2 separate regions of the Homo sapiens genome follow, and region 2 is linked to region 1. Evidence: read pairs that join two places in POLR2A ChIA-PET (ENCODE). Cell type or tissue: PC-9. All regions are shown on one strand. Region 1 has its middle 31 kb from the start of RTL6. Region 2 has its middle 19 kb from the start of LINC00207.

Evidence for each region. Peaks named below come from ENCODE experiments on the same cell type or tissue, not always from the same donor. Only the 100,000 strongest peaks of a DNase experiment are listed, where the experiment ranks them.
Region 2: POLR2A ChIA-PET joins it to region 1 with 5 read pairs; 3 of 35 experiments call an interaction of 5 or more read pairs at or near these places.

What each region holds. Positions count from the first base shown.
Region 1 is chr22:44,527,261-44,531,260 of GRCh38, forward strand. No RefSeq gene overlaps it. Among named protein-coding and RNA genes, the nearest start is that of RTL6, 31 kb to the left of the region's middle. RefSeq lists a silencer at 803-962. In PC-9, no CTCF peak of the experiment used is centred here; no DNase peak of the experiment used is centred here.
Region 2 is chr22:44,586,116-44,590,115 of GRCh38, forward strand. No RefSeq gene overlaps it. Among named protein-coding and RNA genes, the nearest start is that of LINC00207, 19 kb to the left of the region's middle. In PC-9, no CTCF peak of the experiment used is centred here; DNase peaks (open chromatin) are centred at 1,066 and 1,546.

The sequences.
Region 1 (4,000 bases):
ATGAGGCAGGAAGAAAGAGTGCACCAGGAGCCTGGAATAGAGCAGGGCTTTGGAACATGGGGGACCACTTGTGACAAGAACCCTCATAAAACCCTCATAAAATGTTCATCTCAATTGTTGTTTTAAGCGTCTTTATTCATGGGGTACACACAGCCATGATTTTACAAAAATGTGCAAATGTGATACCATCATTGATTGTAACAGGATATGCAATAGTGCAAAAATGGAAACGACCTAAGTTCCCAAGTAAAAGGCTGTAGCAGGAAAGTGCAGACTATTGAAAATTAGTGGAAAGGCACAGGATGAGGTGACATTCATTCATTCACTCATTCACTTATATATTCAACATATATTCAATATATGTTGGTTCAACAGGAGTATATAAATGAGGCTCGCTCTTTCTTCCTTTCTTTCTCTCCCTTTCTTTCTTTCCTTTCTTTCTTTCTTCTTTCTTTTTTCTTTCTCTTTTTTTTTTCTCAAAGTTTCACTCTTGTTGCCCAGGCTGGAGTGCAGTGGGGCTATCTCTGCTCACCGCAACCTCCACCTCCTGGGTTCAAGCGATTCTCCTGCCTCAGCCTCCCAAGTAGCTTGGTTTACAGGCATGCGCCACCATGCCTGGATACTTTTGTATTTTTAGTAGAGACAGTTTTCTCCATGTTGGTCAGGCTGGTCTCGAACTCCTGACCTCAGGTCATCCGTCCACCTCAGCCTCCCAGAGTGCTGGGATTACAGCCGTCAGCCACTGCACCCGGCTGAGGCTCCTTGTTTCTTGACTTACATTATTTTTTCTTTTTTGAGACAGAGTCTTGCTCTGTCACACAGGCTGGGAGTGTAGTGGTGCAATCTCAGTGCAACTTCTGTCTCCAGGTTCAAGTGATTCTCCTGCCTCAGCCTCCCGAGTAGCTGGGATTACAGGCACCCACCACCACACCTGGCTGATTTTTGTATTTTTAGTAGAGATGGGGTTTCACCATGTTGGCCAGGCTGGTCTTGAACTTCTGACCCCAGGTGATCCGCCTGCCTCAGCCTCCCAAAGTGCTGGGATTACAGGCGTGAGCCACTGCCCCCAGCCTTGACTTACATTCTAATAGGGATAATAAACACATAAGTAAACAAGATAAGTTAATAAAACAAGTGTTCTGAAGACAATAAAAGATGGAATGTACTGGAAAGATGGAACATGCTGAAGGCTGAGATGGAATGGGTTAAGGAAGCCTTCTTGAAGGCGTTGACCTTTGATTTGAGACCTGGACGAGGAGCAGGTACCAGCCACGTAAGTATGTGGGAGTTCAGTTTTCCAGGCAGCAGCAGAAGCAACTGCCAAGGCTGTAAGAACCAGGGTCCAAATCCTAACAGCACTTCAACCTGCCTGTGATGCCCAGTAGCCACCTACTGTCATATAATTGCAGGCAAAGAGCCTCACTCCCCTGAGCTGCAGGTTCCTCCTCCTACAATGGGGAGGGCAATAACGCCATGCAGCTTGCCAGGAGGATGGCAAGAGCAAGTTAGGTAGAGAGCTTAGCTCAGTCCCTGGTGCAGAAACATTGTGCCAAATTGTTACCCACATGGCGGAGGGCAGAGAGCGGTTAGAGGCAAACAGCCAGGGTTGGCTTCTTGGAGTGGTAGACTGGGGTGAAATTGCATTTGTTTTTTTAAGAGTTATTTTAATACAGCTGGCCCATTTCGGGGGCATGAACACAGATCAGGGTGAATTGCTGTTTTCCTTCAACAACTATGACCCCAATGGAATCACTGTTCTCGCCAAACCCCCGCAATCTCTCACACACACACACACACACACACACACACACACACACACACACACACACGTCAGGGGTGGAAGAACACCCTAAATTGGAGTTGTAGCTCTGCCACTGGCAAATTGCACAGATGTGGACTAGTGATCACTCCTTCTGGCCTTTTTACTTATCTGTAAAATGGGAAGCTGGAACTAGATTGCCCTTAAATCAAATTCTGTCTTCCTCAGTGTGGGTAGGCTGCTGGAACAGAATGCATTAGACGGGGCTGAAACAACAGAATTCTCTCTCTCAGTTCTGGAAGTCCAAGAGCCTGGAAGTCCAAGATCAAGGTGTTGGAAGATCCTGTGTCCTCACACAGCAGAGGAGAGAGAGAAAGAGAGAGATGACACACACGCTAACTCCCTGGGTTTCTTTCATAAGGGCACTAATCCCACCATGAATGCCCCACTCTTGTGACCTAATTACCTCCCAAAAGCCCCATCTCCAAATACCATTGCATTAGGGATTTAGGTTTCTACATGTGGATTTGGAGGTGACAACAAACATTCGGTCCACAGCAAATTCCTTAATAATCTGGCCCAACAAGATAATTCCATTTCCGCCAAGCACACTACTCCCCCTGAGGCCTCCATGCCTCTGCCTCTGATCTTTACTGGCTGGAAACCTTTCCTTCCCTTCACCTGGCAAGCTTTTTATGCCCATTTTATTTTATTATTGAGGTATAATTTATATATAGTAAAAGGCCCAGATCTTAAGTACAATTCACTTCCATAAATAAATTCACCTGATTAAGCCAAACCCCCGTTAAGATACAGAATATTTCCGTCACCCCAGAATGTTGCCTCGTGCCCCTGGTCCCAAGGCTGGGGTTGGGGTAAAGCAAACCACCAGAGCACATTTAAAGCTCTCCTTGGCCCAGCATGTTCCATTGGCCTGAACGGATCATACAGCCAAGGCCTGAGTTAAACAGGAAGGCTCATCTGCTTGCAGCACAATATGGAGGGTGAGAGGCTACAGGAAGCTAGGATCACACTTAGCTGAGGTCATTCTGACTTCACATGCCATAAAAATCCAAGCTGATAATACAACGTTATGCTGTCATAACAACCATCATAATACTTGTTTTTACCTTCGACTGAGCAAAGGTGAAAAAAAATGCTTGATCGTATTGGCCAGGTGCTGGAGGTCAGTCTCGCATGCCGCTGGTAGAAAGATAACTTGGTCATCCTTTCTGGAGGACAACTTGGTAACATTTTATGAAGCAATGAGAAAATGCTCAGATCATTCATCAGGCATTACCTTGCCATGAATTTCATCAGATGAGGCCACAAACATCTCCCTCCCTCTGAGGGTGCATCACCAGGGTTGCATGGAGTGGGTGGAAACTCCATTTTCTTTCCACAATCTTCCTTCCCTGCCCTCAGCCCTGCCACAGTCCCTGTGGGTAGTGTCGCTTTCAGAGCTTCCTTGCCTCAAGGCTGGGTCATGAGACCTGCTTGGAACGCTGGGATGTGGGCAGAAGGGACGGCATGGCTCTTTGAGGCATGCCAGGGTTCCACTCCCCCTCTGGCTTTCCTGCCCCCCACCATCAGAAGAGATGTCTGAGCTGACACCACTCCTTCTTCCTGGGTTTTGGGGAGAGGGGGGCAGAAACAGGTGGAACAGGCCTAAACCCAATCACAGCCCAAAATCGAGCACAGTGCTTGTCATTGGAAGCCACTGAGAGACAGGGAATGTTTGTTATGCAGCATTATTACAGCCAAAGCTGACTAATACGATGGGGGACATTTTAAAACAACTGAGCAAAAGTAGAAAAACATTGTTAAATGCTTACTGTGTTCCATGCAGGCACTTAACCAAGAGCTTTACAAATAATAACTCATGGCCGACTGTGGTGGCTCACGCCTATAATCCCAGCACTTTGGGAGGCCAAGGCGGGCAGATCACGAGGTCAGGAGATCAAGACCACCCTGGCTAACATGGTGAAACCCCGTCTCTACTAAAAATACAAAAAAATTAGCCGGGCGTGGTGGCAGGCTCCTGTAGTCCCAGCTACTCGGGAGGCTGAGGCAGGAGAATGGCGTGAACCAAGGAGGCAGAGCTTGCAGTGAGCCGAGATCGCACCATTGCACTCCAGCCTGGGTGACAGAGCGAGACTCCATCTCAACAAAAAAATAAATAAAAATAAATAAATAACTCATTTAATTCTTACAGCAACTGTATGTGGTCAGCGCAGTTTT
Region 2 (4,000 bases), 59 kb after region 1:
TTGGACTTTGTCACCCAACACCCTCCCTGCAACAGTTGCGGCCCACCCCCAAGTCACACCCCTCCTCAGTCACTGTCACCCCCTCAACACCACTCCTGATAGAATTCCTGGTGACTGCCGTGGCCACAGGCTTGATCCTCCCAACAGCCTGGCCTCTGGGCTCCCGGGATCCCCTTTTCTCATAACCTTCCTCCACCTGATCTCAGCCACCCACTCCCAGGGCCAGGAGTGATTTCAAATCCCTAACAGCCAGCCTGGGAAGGGGTGGCCCTGCAGACGGGTGTGGCCATGCAGGTGTGCACCAACCCTGCGTTCACCCCGCCCTGCGCCTCACCATCCGCAGCCACTGAAGCACAGAGCTCCTTCTCAGTGGGAAGCACTCACCGCCAGCCCCACCTTTCCAGCTCGGCGCTCTCATGCCCCAGCCCCGACCATCTCTTGCCCCCTCCTTCCAAACGAACACAGCAAGGTGGGTGGTGTTCTGAGCTTCACTGCTTTCTGACCACAGAGGAGTGAACCCAGCTCCGGCCGGGGGGGTACGCAGAATGGAGAATGTGAGCTGCGGGGCTGAGCCTCTTCACAGACTCAGGAACTACAGACGGCATTCTGTGGGATCCCCACAGAGGCTCCTAAGTAGGTGTGTGAGCTGCAGTGTAGACATTTAACACCATCTCAAGACAGAAAACCAAGCCCGGTTTTCCAGCCCAGCTGGCATTTCCCCTGCTGTGCTCAGAAACAGGGGCTGCAGCCAGACACCCACCGTGGGCAGAAGCTGGAAGGTAAAGTGACATCCCAGAAAAGTGGGGGCCAATCACAGGGGTGCCCCAAAAGTCACCCATGGCAAGTGTGCATCATTTTGCAAACACTAAGGTGCGATTTTCAAAGAAAAACAAGAGAGAATGCATCCAAAGAGAAACTGGAACCAAATACGCCAATTCCCCAGAACAAATAGACGGTCAGGACCGAGCTGCCCAAGCGTGAGCGAGATGAAACGATGCCATGGCAACCGCGCAAGCAGACGGCACCGAAGAGAAGGGAGAAGGAAGGGGGATCTCATAAGCCAAAGTGAGGCAAACAGCCCAACCCAGACCGCGTCAGCCACAAACAGGTGTGGCCTCCCGGTGGCTTCATGCTGGAGAACAAATGGCTGAGGACATGAATTCCACAAAAGCAACACTCCCAGAGGCGAGAAGCCAGAAGAATGAGATGAAAAGGGAGATTTGGAACCTGAGGAAAGAAATGTGGGACAGTCCATCCTTGTGAACCTAACAGATGAGAAGCAGCAAAGGACCTCACCTCCCTCACGGCTTTGCTCAAACATCCCGTTCCCAGGAAGTCTTCCCGGCCACCCTCCCCATCGTGGTTCACGCTCCTCACAGCCCTTGTGGACATCTCGTGTGCTGGATGCGCTGTTTATTTTGCCAATCCTCTCTCTATCCCCACCACTTCCAAGAGGAGGCCTTGCCTGTCCTGCCATGCTCTTGCCCCAATACCATCTTCGCCTGGCACCTGGCCAGCACTTGATAAATACTTAGTGAAAGACTAAATGGATGACTAGACACTGATGAACGTGGAATTACCGGTATAGAGGAAAACCTTGAGATAACCATAGTGATTGCAGTTGAAAAGATAGAGATAAAAGGGAATTTGAGAACAGTTCCTAGACTTGGAGAATGAGCACAACCCAAAGAAAACTGGCTTCCCTGATTCAGAGCCCCTGATACATGCTGCAAATGACGCAGTAAATACAGCAGATGAGAGAGAGTCTTGGAAAGGGAGGAGGCATTGGATCCAAAATTAGAGCAAGCACTCCACATTTCAGGAAAATCTGCTAGAGTGCTCCACACAGATTTCTTAGCAAAGTTATGAATTTCAAGGAAAAAGAATCCTTCCATCATTTAGGATAAACAAGAAAAACATTTGCAAGGAGAACTGCCTGCCTCAGGCTCTGCACAGCAACCTTTGGTTCCTAAGGCCATGAGGCACCAGGCTTTGAAGGAAAGAAACCATGACTTGCAAAATTATTCACTTCCGGGATGTCACTTATTGTATGGTAAATAAACTGACCTGACAGAAAAACTTAGGGAGAACATACCCACGAACCTTTTTGGGAAAAAATATAAATAAGCTACAGTAAAATCCAACTGACTAAAGAACTGCTGAATGTCCAATGCATGTAAAGATACAACTAGTGGCTGGGCATGATGGATCACGTCTGTAATCTCAACGTTTTGGGAGGCTGAGGCGGGTGGAGCACTTGAGGCCAGGAGATCGAGACCAGCTTGGCCAACATGGCAAAACCTCGTCTCTACTGAAAACACAAAAATTAGCCTGGCGTGGTGGCGGGTGCCTGTAATCCCAGCTACTCGGGAGGTTGAGGCAGGAGACGCTCTTGAACCCGGAAGGCAGAGGTTGTGGTGAGCTGAGATCGCACCACTGCACTCCGGCCTGGGCCACAGAGCGAGACTTTGTCTTTAAAAAAACAAAAAAGATACAACTAATAACAAATAATTATAGGAATTGTGGTTACAAAAAATAATGCAAATGTTTCAGACTAAGATATTGTAAAATGATGATAATATAACTGAAGGGAGCGGCGAGGGGAGGGGAAGTGGGGCTCTGGATTCACGTTCCCTCCAGGGAGCTGGTGGACACTGTCTGAAATTGGCACAAGTCAGTAAATACTGACCACAATTTTCATCCTTTAATGTTCTTCAGAAGCTTTTTTAAAAAAAATTCATAAAGAGATCTTTGAAGAAATAGTTTACTTGAAGTTTCACGATTGCTTCAAATTCTTCTTAATTTTACTTGAATGTAAAAATTAAATAGAATATGTTCATTAATCATCTTTTTTTTTTTTTTTTTGAGATGGAGTCTCACTCTGTTGCCCAGGCTGGAGTGCAGTGGCACGATCTCAGCTCACTGCAACCTCCACCTCCCAGGTTCAAGCGATTCTCCTGCCTCAGCCTCCCAAGTAGCTGGGACTACGGGCACCCGCCACCACACCTGGCTAATTTTTGCATTTTTAGTGGAGACTGGGTTTTGCCATGTTGGCCAGACTGGTCTCAAACTCCTGATCAGTGATCCGCCTGCCTCAGCCTCCCAAAGTGCTGGGATTACAGGCATAAGCCACAGTGCCCGGCCCATTAGTCATCTTTTATAGTGAAATAACATCTTCAAAAAAGTCTCCCTCTCTCCCTTCATTTGTCCAGAGTGATGTTCAAATGCTATCAGAGATTGTTACTTCTGGAGAGCAGGATGTGCGTACTTTCTGCACCCTCAATATTGTTTTTTTCCTCCCTTATTTGTGTCCTGTTTGCCGAGTGTGGTGGTCACTTGAGTGTCCAGATCTCTTCCCGGGGCACATGATGGGGTCACGCACCTCCTGGTCCCCTTGATGCCAGGCGTGGCCATGTGGCTTTCTTTGGCCTATGCATGTAGAAATGAGATGTGAGAAAATGAGAGCTGTCACTTCAGAGGAGAGGCTTTAAAGTTACCGATATGTGGGGCTGTTTGTTACTGCAACACAACCTACATCCTTCTGACTGATACAATGAGCATGGATCATTTTATAAAAAGCCATAGAGTGTTTTTTTTTCCTAATCAGAAGGAGGAGAGAGGAGGAGGCAGAAAAGGAGGGAAGGAGGGAGGGAAAAAGAAAATTAGAAGCAAATATGCCAAAGTGTTCATGTAATTAATTTTGTGAGGTGGAAACCTGCATCCTTGTTAGTCCTTTGAAGTTTTCATATTTCTTTTCATTAAACATTTTTTTCATGAAATGAAATCAACAGTAATAGCTTGAGAGGCCACTGCCACCTCAGCACAAAGTCCCCATGATAGACACCCAAGTCCACCTGCTGGACCAAGCCTGCCACGCTGACCACCAGCCACAGACCACTTGTGGCATCCGCCAACGCTTGATACAGTCCCAGAGGAGACCCTCGAGTTAGCAGAGAGGTCGGACAGACCTCAGGCCAGACCTTCTGGGCCCTCCAGCCAT